Linked DNA regions of Homo sapiens: region 2 is linked to region 1. A link is a contact called in ENCODE Hi-C or POLR2A ChIA-PET data. All regions are on one chromosome and are shown on one strand. The core of a region is the stretch at or near the end of the contact, and the rest is flanking DNA. Distances in the headings are between cores, read along the strand shown. Region 1 overlaps ARHGAP10 (Rho GTPase activating protein 10). Region 2 overlaps ARHGAP10 (Rho GTPase activating protein 10).

Region 1 (5,923 bases), core at 2,379-4,878:
GCCACACACAGAAAGACAAGTATCACATGTTCTCACTCAAATGTGTGGGCCAATAAAGTTGACCTCATGGAGGTAGAGAGAAGAATGGTGGTTACCAGAGGTAGGGAAGCATGGGAGAGGGGCAATAAAGAGGTTGGCTAATGGGTACAAACAGAGTTAGACAGAAGGAATAACTTCTAGTGTTTGACAGTACAGAAGGCTGACTATAATTAAAAATATTTCAAAATAACAAGAAAAGATATGAAATGTTCCCAAAGCACATGATAAATGTTTGAGGCAATAGATATCCCAATTACCCTGATTTGATCATTACACATTGTATGCATGTATCAAAATATCACATGTATCCCATAAACATGTACAGTTATGTATCAATAAAAAAAGAAAAATAAATAGGCTGGATGCAGTGGCTCATGCCTGTAATCCCAGCACTTTGGGAGGCCAAGGCGGGTGAATCACTTGAGGCCAGGAGTTCGAGACCAGCCTGGCCAACACGGTGAAACCCCATCTCTACTAAAATTACAAAAATCAGCTTGGCATTGTGGTGCACACCTGTAATCCCAGTTACTTGAGAGGCTGAGGCATGAGCATCGCTTGAACCCAGGAGGCAGAGGTTGCAGTGTACCAAGATCACACCACTGCCCTCCAGCCTGGGCAACAGAGCAAGGCTCCATCTCAAAAAAAAAAAGCAATAAACAAAACTAAGGGAAAAAAAGTGGAGAGAGGTTGATAAATAGAATTTACAGACCCCAAACCCTTACATGTCACAGTCCGCACTTCCACACAGCAAAGGAGTTCTCCAAAACTTTGGGGGCACCATGTTTCATTTGGAGGACCACATTTTGAAGGGATACCGGCAAAACAGAACATGCAGAAAACAGCAGGATAAGGAGTCTTCAAGATTGATGAGAAACAACTTTGAGAAGGTAAAGTCACAACATCTGTTCTGAATTTTGACAGATATTAACAAGAACAATTATTAGATTCACCCTGCATGGTCCTAGAGACCCAACAAAAAACCAGTGTAAGTAGAAGTTACAGGGAGGCAGAGCTGGTTTCCTGCGAAGCAGAGCTGGCCACCTGCAATACAACAGGCTGCTTCATTACAAGTAACTACGAGACACAAATACCACTATTTATATTGTAGAGACACTCTGCTGAGGACAGAGAGGCTACAAACATGGTCCAAAGGGGGCCCTGCCCAATGCTAACAGTCTTTGAGTCTGAGCCAGTAAACAGTCAGTACATTGCTGGCATTAATACTACCTACCACCTTACCTTTAGGATCATAGCTCAGCTATATTATGCTTTAGAGAAAACAAGTTTGCAAAATCAACCATCATCACACTATCACTTTTTTAAGAAGCTTCACCCTAACTTCTGAACATCTCATTTTAGCCTATGGATCACCTATGTTGGAGTTTTACTATGAGTGATGGGAAAAGTTCTCCAAAACCCAGTATGTTTAATTCCATTCTTCAATACAGGTCAGATATATTTTTCAGCAAGACTATTAAGTAGGGAACAGGAAGGAAAAACAAAAGTAGAAGCAAAAGGAATAAGTCCATATGGAAAGAAGAAAAACAGAGTCAGTCCATCCTCATACGCCCCACTCCTCCGACCTGTCAGTCATCATTACTCAAGCATCATTACTCAAGCGACATTAAACAGGGCCAGTGTTTAGTCCTATTTACTCTGCCTAGTTCTTGCTGTGCCTCAGGGAGAGAAATCAATGCCTCCCATCCCAGACATCCAAAGAGTTTTGGGATGAGTTCAACTCCGGCTCCATTTTCTGTAAAATCCCTGGGGACTTCAAAAAACATTACAAACAACTTAACAGTTAACTTCTGGGTTTCTCCATTTCTCCATCTCTGCAGCAGAGGAAAAAAAGCTTCATGGAGAACTATTTTGAGAGGTATCTGATGTCTGTGGAGTAAACAGCGATGACCTGATGAAAAGTCCCACATAATGCTAAGCTATGAGATTAATTCGCTTGGGTGGTGCCACCAACCTTCATTATATTCTTTACTCTCTTTGAAGTATAATACAAATGGTGATGATAACCAGTGAGAGAACTTTCTTTTGCAAGAAACATTTTATAAGGCCATTCAAATGTTTTATAGTAAAAAACAGACGGTATGTTATTTTACACTTTACAAAAAATGATGAATACTAAAATTGGAACAAACACAGCATGTTATTCACTCTTAATATAATTGAACACTGGATTCTTTTCCTGTATTCTGAGAGGTTTTCCACTTGATATATAAATTATTTTGTGTGTTAACATTATAAAGCCCAGAGCATTACAGCACAGCAATGGTTCTCTTCTCTTTTCTTATAGAGAAGTCTTCAACTTAGTTTGCTACAAAGAAACAAATAGTGGATTCATTAAGAGGAGTCTAACTCTAGTCTGTGTTCTGTAATTAACGACCAATAGAGCCCCAGGACCAGTCATTTAACCTAACTGGTTCTCATGTTTCCTTACCTCCATAAGACCCCTGAGAGATATGTTTTACTGAACGTAGAAAAATAAATGCTAAATTTTGCTGACATTTTTCATTGCTTTTTAAAATTCCAACATCTAAGAATGAATAAGGCTGGGCACGGTGGCTCACGCCTGTTATCTCAGCACTTTCAAATGCAGAGGTGGGCAGATCACTTGAGGCCAGGAGTTCAAGACCAGCCTGGCCAACATGGCGAAACGCTGTCTCTACTAAATATACAAAAATTAGCCAGGCATGGTGTCAGGCACCTGTAGTCCCAGCTACTTGGGAGGCACAAGAATCACTTAATCCCACGAGGCGTGGGTTGCAGTGAGACAAGATTGTGCCACTGCACTCCAGCCTGGGTGACAGAGTAAGACGCTGTGTCAAAAAAGAAAAAGGAAAAAAATAATGAATGACAAGGCACAAGACAGCATAGAAAACTATGTCTCTCTGCTCCTCCCTACTAAGCGCTATAAACCCTGGAAATAGCAGAGGAGATAACCAAAGGAGAACTCTGAAAGATGGTAAGAAGAAAACAAACCAGTTTGTGACCCCAAAAATGGAAGAACAGCTCAGTGAAACAGTATCTTGCATCCCCCTATGCAAAGTGGTCACCCAGACCCACCATTTCCCAACCCATGACATGAGAACAAAAGGCAGCTCAGGTAGGCTCATTCCTATGACCCAGATCAAACACGAGTCCCCCTCACATCAGATAAGTCCTACACCATCCAAAAGAAGGACCAACCTAAAGCCCCACCAACAATAACTAGGGGAGCCTCGACATATGCAATAGGGCAGACACAAGACTCCCCAGCCACAAGTGACCTGGCCCAGGAAGCCTCTCTGGTCACATGGGCCTAAGACGCCCTTCCATTGCACACAGACATGAGGAAAACCGTGGGGCACAGGTAGAGAGATTCCATCTCAACAAGTGTCTGGCTCAAGAGCTCTCTGTCCCCCACAGGAAGGGGGACTATGCCACAGTCAGGAAAGTCCCTCAGTCTCCAGGGTCCTGAGACTACGTTTCCCCCACTGGGAGACACCTAGTAGCCCAGCCTAGGGAAATCCCTTCTGCCTCCACAGCCAGCAATAACAGCAGGGGGAAATGAGACGGCAGCCCTAGCGGCATCTAACCACCAAGCAGACAAACACCACAAAGGCTCTGAAAGTTAAACTGTCATTGGAACCACAGCCCACAAATGTAGGGCAGGACCTGTGTGCTAAGACTAACTGGGTGGCTGCCTGCTAAAACAAAAGATTTAAATGGGATTCAGAACATTCCCACTGCCCGCACCCCCCCAAAAAAAAGATAGGCAAAATGTCCAGAATACAGTCAAAAATCACCCACCATACCAAGAACCAGGAAAATCCCAAGTCAAATTCCCATTTTAGCCAAAAAACTGACCCTAACCCTGAGATAAATCAGATGTTGAAATTATCTGATGAGGATTTTAAAGCAACCCTCTTACAAGTGCTTCAATAATCAATTATAAATTCTGTTGAAACAAATGAGAAACTAGAAAATCTCAGAAGTGAAATTATTTTAAAAACCAAATATAAATTATACAACTGAAAAGTACAGTAACAAAAACTCACTTGATATGCTCAATAGTAGGATGAAAATGACAGGATAAAAAAAATCACTGAACTTGAGGAAAGACAACAGAATTCACTCTATCAGAACAATAGAAAACAGGCTGTGAAAATAAGCAGAGCCTCAGAGACCTGTGGAACAGCAAAACATCCAGCCTTGTATCATTGAGCCCCAAGAGGAAAAAGAGAATAGGGCTAAAAGAATATTCAAAGAAATAATGGCTGAAAACATTCCAAATTTGGTAAAAGACATAAACAGATTTAAGAAGCTGAGCAAATTTATGATCAGAATAAACAAAGAGAGGCCATCCCAGCATTAGGAAGGCCAAAGCAGGCAGATCACTTGAGGTCAGGAGTTTGTGACCAGCCTGGCAAACATGGCAAAACCCCATCCCGTCTCTACTAAAAATACAAAAATTAGCCAGGCATACTGATGCATGCCTGTAGTCCCAGCTACTCAGGAGACTGAGGCAGGAGAATCGCTTGAACCCGGGAGGCAGAGGTTGCAGTGAGCCGACATCACACCAATGCATTCCAGCCTGGGTGACAGAGTGAGACTCCATCTCGAAGAGAAAAAAAAAAGGACAAAAAGAAATTCAGGCCAAGGCTAGGATCAATGGTAAACATCAATAACTAGTCTTCTGAAAACTAAAGACAAAGAAAAAAATCTGCTTGAAAGCAGGCTGTGAGAAATGATACATGATCTGTAAGGAACACCAATTCGAACAATGGATTTCCCATCTGAAACCATGGAGACTAAAGGAAGTAGCACATTTTTCAAGCGTGGGGGGGTAAAAAGTCTATATATATATATATATATATATATATATATATATAGAGAGAGAGAGAGAGAGAGAGAGAGAGAGAGAGAGAGAGAGAGAGAGAGAGAGAGAGTGTCTCAAACTCCTGACCTCACGTAATGCACCACCTTGGCCTCCCAAAGTGCTGGGATTACAGGCGTGAGCCACTGCACCCAGCCAAGGCTAATCTTTTGTATTTTTAGTAGAGACGGGGTTTCATCATGTTGGCCAGGCTGGTCACAAACTCCTGGACTCAAGTGATCCACCCACCTAGGCTGCCCAAAGTCATCATGTTGGCCAGGCTGGTCACAAACTCCTGGACTCAAGTGATCCACCCACCTAGGCTGCCCAAAGTGCAGGGATTATAGGCATGAGCCACCACACCTGGCCAAAATTATATTTTTTAACACAGAAGATTCAAAATTGTCTATAAGATGACCTCTAACTTCAGAGTTTATAATCTAAGGAGGGATGAAACATATAAAACAAAAATACAAATAATAATAGCAGGTGTTGTATAAGTAACACAGCCAGAGACAACGAAGATGGTTCAGAGGCAGGTACCGATATTTTGGGCTGCCATGATCAGAGAAAATTTCAAAGAAGGTCACAACAAACGGTCCACACACTACATTTAAATAAAGCTACTGAAAGAATGTATCCCTTACGAAAAAAAAAAAAGTAAAAGCAAAACTGAAGAGATGTAAAAGCAAAAAGTATGTTTACAGGAGAGTACAGGGAGGAACTATTCATCTGCCACTTAAGAAACACCTGAACAGGGGACAAAGAAGCATCAGTCACAATTCTTGGTCCTCGATCTAATCAGAAATGCAGAGGAAAATGTAAGAGACAGATGAAATGGGGAAACAGGACAAAGAGGAGAGGGATGGGATGAGATGGCATGGGATGGGTTGGGGTGGGATGAGCTAGATGAGATGGGATGCCACTAAAAAAGATTGACTGTACAGACCCTCAGGGAACATAGCAGAGGGCACAATTAACTCTTTCTGGGAAAGGCAGAGAAGGTTTCGCAGGGTT
Region 2 (5,923 bases), core at 2,264-4,763, 260 kb before region 1:
ATATTCCACATTCCACTCCAAACCACGTACCTTTCAGGTGGCTTGTCCGCTACAGTAGCAGGAGGAGAAAAGGGGAAAGGGGACGACCCGGGTGAAAGAGGTGTCACAGCTGAGTTGGAGCTTGTTGTGGTTGGAGACTGTGGGTTAAGCCACTGGACCATAGACGATCGGGTCTGGCCTGGGCTAAGGGTAGGAGTTTGAAGGACAGGATTAATAGCAGAAAGGCCACAGAACACGAAATGCACAACATCCCAATCCCAGATGACTAGGTCACTAATTCCCCTATCATGCCTGACCAGTAGGGACAGAGTCCTCTCTGCATCCTGCCGGGGCTGCAGCCCAAACTACGGATACCAACAACCCAGAAACCAGCCACAGCCCCAAACTCAAGCTGTCTTACTGTCCTTCTCCAGGTTCTCCAATCTGTCCAACCTGCTAGCACCCTATGAGTTCACTAATTAGAAAACCAGAATCTAATTGATCAAAGGAGTAGTGGGACATTCAAGGTATTCACTTTTTCTAATTATAAGGAAAACCACAGGAATCTAGCATCAAGCACATGACCGGCAGCTGCAAAAGATCAGCTAAACATTTAAAGATCTTTCACCTGCTCCTACACGTGTGGCAATTCAGAAGAAAATGCCACTGGATTCAGGCTTCCTCTAGAGAGGGCCAAAGACTTCGAAACCAATGAACAGCAAAAACTTCTGGTGACCAGAGCATTTCTTAATATTTCCCTTTTTTTTTAAAGTTAATGTAAACAGGTCAGTGAACAGACACCTGGAATGGCCTCTAAGCACAGAGGGAGAGTTCAAATAATTGATGCGTGTTAATCTGAATTACTCTTCAGTGACCTCAGAACTGGAGGCGACTATGGTTTATGACATTCCCTTGAGAAGTGTCTCGTTTCATTCAGTGACATTTTGAACACACACGTGTTCCCTGTCTGCAGCACCCAGGTGCTCTTCACCTAAGATACCCCGTCTTCTGCTAAACCAGTACACCAGTTTCCACGAGCAGTTTCCCGAGGCTTCTGCACTCCTCAGCATGCTCTCAGATTGTTTCCCCTGCCGGAGAACTAGCACCGTGTTCTTCAGTACCAGCATGGTCTCCTGGCCAGCCCCTAGGTGCAATCCTCCAACACGGTGACACTCAGCAACCTAGGGCCAAGTTTACCCACTTGTCTCCCTATACACAATGCTCCTGCACCTGCTCACCTACCAGGGGCCGTCCCGCCCCAGCAGCCTACCCTGTCTGCCACAGCTCTGCTTCCTGGCGTTCCCACCTCCGCCTCAAGCTTTGCCTTTCCTCTCAAGCTCCCCGCCCTGCTCTAATCTTGCCCTTCCTTGGCTCAGCTCCAGTTCCACCTCCCCCAATACTCCCCCTGTGGCCTCTCTAACCCATACACCTTCCCTGAAGGCCTGCGACACCAATAAATGAAAGGGCACATTGATACTGGTTGTTCTCTGATGCCTTCAAGTATTTCTCTTGCCTCCACAGGAAGATCTTTAACTCTTTTTCCAGATCTCACGAAGCCAGGCAGATTGGCGGGGACATGGAGCCATCAGCCAACATCGGAGCAACCAAATTAGAAAGCTCTAAAACCAAAAGTGGATTTTACAAATCTGGTGCATAATTGACTTGGTAGGTATTTAATACACAGAAGCTTTCCTATGCTTTGGTCAGGAAAAAAAGGGGGTCATTTAAAAAAAAAAAACATTATTCTTCTAAGAGCTTATTTACAATTCCCTTATCCAGCCATTCATCTGGGAGTCATAAAATCTATTTTATCCCAAGGCAAGATTTGTTATAAATCTTAAAGTGATCTGTATCAACAGTCACAAAAGTCACTCCATTTTTTTTTAGCAGAAAAGGAACGCTGAATGTTGTCTTACTAATCAGGAACGGAAAGGACAGGTAGGCGTGAGTGAAGCCCTGGCAGGAAATTAAGGCCACAGTTAGCCAAACAATTGCCAAGTTATCTCCCAGCAATTATTCAAGGTGCTTGGAGGGTGTGAATGGAGGAAGATGAGATGTTTTGCCACACCCCCCATCAGCTCTTCAGAGTCATAAATCGTCAATGACTGCCATCCCTCTGCCTAGAGGGAGGACAGTTACAGGAAGAAGATAAAGTAACTATGTGACTACACTTATGTGGCCCTTGAAAAATAAAGAGCATAAATTTTATAGGTATTGTCTGCTTGATCCTCACATCTTTCTTTAAAAAAAAAAAAGGAAACCTCCATGAAAACACCCGCGGGTGGGTGGGTGTGTTTGTTTAGGGAAAATACCCCTCAGTTTTTAGAAAGTGAAAGAACCACTGTAATGACAGATACGCAACAGAAAAGCCTGCCTGTCCCGCACCCTGGCTTTCTCCATCTCATCCCAAAACAGGAACACAGAATCAGCAGTCCTTGTCCAGGGTCAAGTTCTCCACATTCACCTTTTTTGTTTTTTTGTGATCTTTCTGTTGCTATTTAACACATGCGCTATGTGATCTAGCACTAACCGGTTCACCAAGATTACCTCCCACACTTCCCATGTAGACTTAAGTTTCTGCATGTGATTTCCTGGGTGTGTCTCAGAAGCCTCTACTAGGTAACTCCTTTGATTTCAGAACCCCACAAGGGCAGACACACTGTAAGCTGGAATATTCACAAGACGGGGCAACGTGCAAGGCTGGAGACAGTGTCTATGGAGATGAGGCAATGAGATGTGTGGACAACTGGAAGCCTGTGAAAGAAGAGACCTGTGCAGCCAAACAAGGTTTGGGAACCAGCACAGTAGCTGCTTGGATAGAGGAAATTTTTCAGAGGCTTGTCGGCTGGGAAGGATCAGGTGAGGCAAGTGAGTAAATATACTTAAGTCGTGTAATGGGTTCACATCTAAAGCCAGTACACGTCAGATGATGCCATGTTTCACAGTGTCTCCCAAAAGCAACCTGTCCATATTTTTTGGAAGGCCAAAAAAAAAAAAAAAAAAAAACTAAACATGAGCTTCGTTATGTAACCATCTCTTACCTTCCAAACTTTGGGTTACTTTTTAATAAGAAGAATCGAAACATTTTTTAAATATCATCTAAAATGTAATACCTACATTTTCTCAAAAAACGGTAGAGGAAAGTATTAGTTTTAGAAGAGAATTTCTGATATTCTCTTTCCCTTCTTTTATTTAAAACATTTTGAAGGAACACGAGGCATTTTGGAATGGCAGCCCATAAGCAAAGGACTAACAGCTTTTCCTCAACCTGGGTTCCAAGAGAGAACTGAGCCCTAAGGCATATCTGTCTCTCGTCTCTCTCTCGTCTCTCTCCCCTCTCTCTCTCCTCTCTCTCCCCTCTCTCTCTCTCTCTCTCTCAAAGAGTGGGCTTTACCCATCATAAAAGATCTGGGTTTTCTAAGCTCCAGGTTTCTCTCTTGAGGCATGTAGGTGTGACCTGGCCCAAGCTGCATTGCCTTGTAGGAACTGGAACTCAGGGAACTGGCACAAGAAAACACTGATACTGTCATTGCTGTGATTAATAGAGGCTGTTGGCTCTGACCGCGAGTCCCACGCCTTCTGCCAGCATCCCGGAAACGATGGTAGGCTAATTTGGTAGCTCGCAAGCAGGGTACGGTTTCAGACCCTTCACAGTTCTTGACAGTATCATCCTTGGGAGAACTAAAACACTCACCAGATCATTTTTTTTGTACTCTGTGGTTCAGGGGAGAGCCCCAGCTTTTTCCCAAAGAACATCTTTGGGAAAAAGATCAAAGGTGATTAGTGAAATAATAATTAAAAGCTCATTATGTGCTAGAACATAATGAAATTTTTGAGAGTCCTTTCCTACCATTTCCCAAATTTAAACATTTAAAAAATCTATTTATTGCCTTTTTTTCTTGTTGTCCCTTTAACTACGGATTTTTGATTAGTAAGACTGGCATGAGCACAAACCACCAATTCTGTTTAATGCCAAGCTACTGACCAAGTACAAAAAAGTACCTAAGTGCCACAAGTTTCCTGAAAGCCAAGTTGCAGTTTGCGAAAATGGAGGAAGAAGTCAACTGTTCCTAAAAAGCTCAGAAACCACGTTTACCAAGACAGAAGAAATATACAGAACTGCTAATATCTGTTCGCTATCTTCCCAACTTAACACACTACACTGCAAAAGGCATCTCCTAAAACAGGATTCTTCTCTATCTTCAGCACGGAAGGCCAACATCACCGTCCTTCTTTCTCAAAGAAAGGGGACAAATAGAAACAAGAGTGTTTCACTAAAAGCACATGAAGATTTCAAATTGCTAACTTGGAAACACGTTCCTGAAAATGCACAGACTGAAAGTCTACCTGACTGTTCCTGACGCCACGGAGGCATTTCCTGTGTTTAGGTGGGGTGGGTGGAAGAGCTGGGAAGACAGTAAGCAGGGAAAGAATATGCATTTGTGTAAAGGATGAGGAAACTCTCTTCTTTAAAAAGAGTCAACACTCTTGCTTGGAAACATGGGCCTGAATTTCGGGGAAAGACCTTGTAGCTTTCACGTGCAGCAGTGGGGCCAAACCCCAAAACATGAAATTATGACAGTGCTGTATATGTGGTTACTTTACAAAGTGTATTTTTAGAAAATGGAACAGATCAGCAGTCCATGCTGCTTCTGATTCAAACTGTGATCCAGTCGCCTCCAGTACCAGACTCTACGCTCCACGCATATTAAAAACATTCTGGCAGCGACAGATCACAAACATTTCAGAAAGGGGGAAGGGAGTAGGGGCCTTAACTGTTAAAACTCGACACCAGTTGCACCAATCACCAGAGAACTCCTGCATCTAACAAACATTTCTTGCATAATATACACAGGTCAGGCTTTGGGCAGCACTAGAGATACAAGCCCCTGATTCCAGCCTGTATAAGCACTGAATGCAATCTAAATTCAAAAGGGTAGAGCGAGGAGAATACGCATTAAGAAAAGAAATGAATGCTTATTTGAAGTGACTAAATCCCCCAAATACCAAGATATTTCACTACGGTTATACAATACGAGATCAAATCAGAAGTTTGCACTGCAATGAAAGATTCTAAACTCTCATTTGCCAGGTCTCTGAGCAGAAGCTAACACATTAGTGAAATGATCTTTCATGCCAGTCTGGGAAACATACAGCATAAGTCTAGAACAGCTGTCCTGGGCAAGAGTGTTTGAAAATGTTAATAAAGACAGAAGGAAATATTGTAGATCTGTATATTATGGGAAAATCTCTGTTCAAATAAATGCCAGTTATTCCTTAAGTGCCAGGAGAGGGAGAACTCCACACGCAAGCACATTGTTTGGCTCCCCACGAGCACACCGAGGGACAACAGCAGTGCAGAGAAACAAAGGCCTGTGACATGCAAGTCGCCATAACCCACGGCGTTGGGGGAGAAGGACTTTGCTGCCCATCAGGAAGGTTCGGAGTAGACCCACTGGCTCATCATTTACAGTCTGAGGACTTCCTGTCAGGCCTTGTGCTAGTCCCTGGGGACACCCAGGAAACCGTGACACCACCTGCTCTGCAGCCAAGTGAGTGGAGAATGCCCAATTAATAACCATAATACAGGCACTGAGAGCCATGTAGCGATCTGCCCAAGGTCCCTCAGAGGAAGAGTGGAGGAAGCACCTAATAACCATGGGGATAGCCAGGAGGGCTTCCTGGAGGAGGCAGCATCTGTGCGGAGCTAATGCTGAAGCTGATGCTACCATAGTCAACATCGTCATCACCTCCCCACACCCAGGCTCATGTGAGGCACAACTGTGCAATCTAGCCCTGTGCTAGATGCAACAGGCAGGCACTAGTACACTTATTCCCAACCACCCTATTATTCCACATGACATATGAGAAGACCATCTCAGAAAGGTGAAAGCAACTTACTCAAGGTCATGTTTCTAGTAAACCCTGTTTTGACAAGACAGCA

What was found. Hi-C counts contacts between places; a loop is a spot of excess contacts on that map. ChIA-PET counts read pairs that join two places held with the same protein, here RNA polymerase II (POLR2A). Pooled maps may share reads with other maps.
Region 2: a loop to region 1 is called in a map with no recorded cell type, with 5 times the contacts of the local background. The contact joins two enhancer-like sites. A Hi-C loop is called at or near these places in 2 of 37 single-sample maps with no recorded cell type and 6 of 50 pooled maps. POLR2A ChIA-PET finds 5 or more read pairs at or near these places in 2 of 52 experiments (A673 and naive thymus-derived CD4-positive, alpha-beta T cell).

Annotation. Positions count from the first base shown.
Region 1 is chr4:147,797,781-147,803,703 of GRCh38, reverse strand. The region is part of intron 1 of ARHGAP10 (Rho GTPase activating protein 10); the gene reads right to left. Among named protein-coding and RNA genes, the nearest start is that of MIR4799, 18 kb to the right of the region's middle. RefSeq lists an enhancer at 3,236-3,535. Within about 2 kb of position 3,628, at least 2 of the 41 ENCODE cell types and tissues checked have a DNase peak (open chromatin) inside an H3K27ac peak, as active enhancers do.
Region 2 is chr4:148,057,408-148,063,330 of GRCh38, reverse strand. It overlaps ARHGAP10 (Rho GTPase activating protein 10), which reads right to left. Exons shown (of 23, transcript NM_024605.4): 21 at 31-183. Among named protein-coding and RNA genes, the nearest start is that of MIR4799, 280 kb to the right of the region's middle. Within about 2 kb of position 3,513, at least 13 of the 41 ENCODE cell types and tissues checked have a DNase peak (open chromatin) inside an H3K27ac peak, as active enhancers do.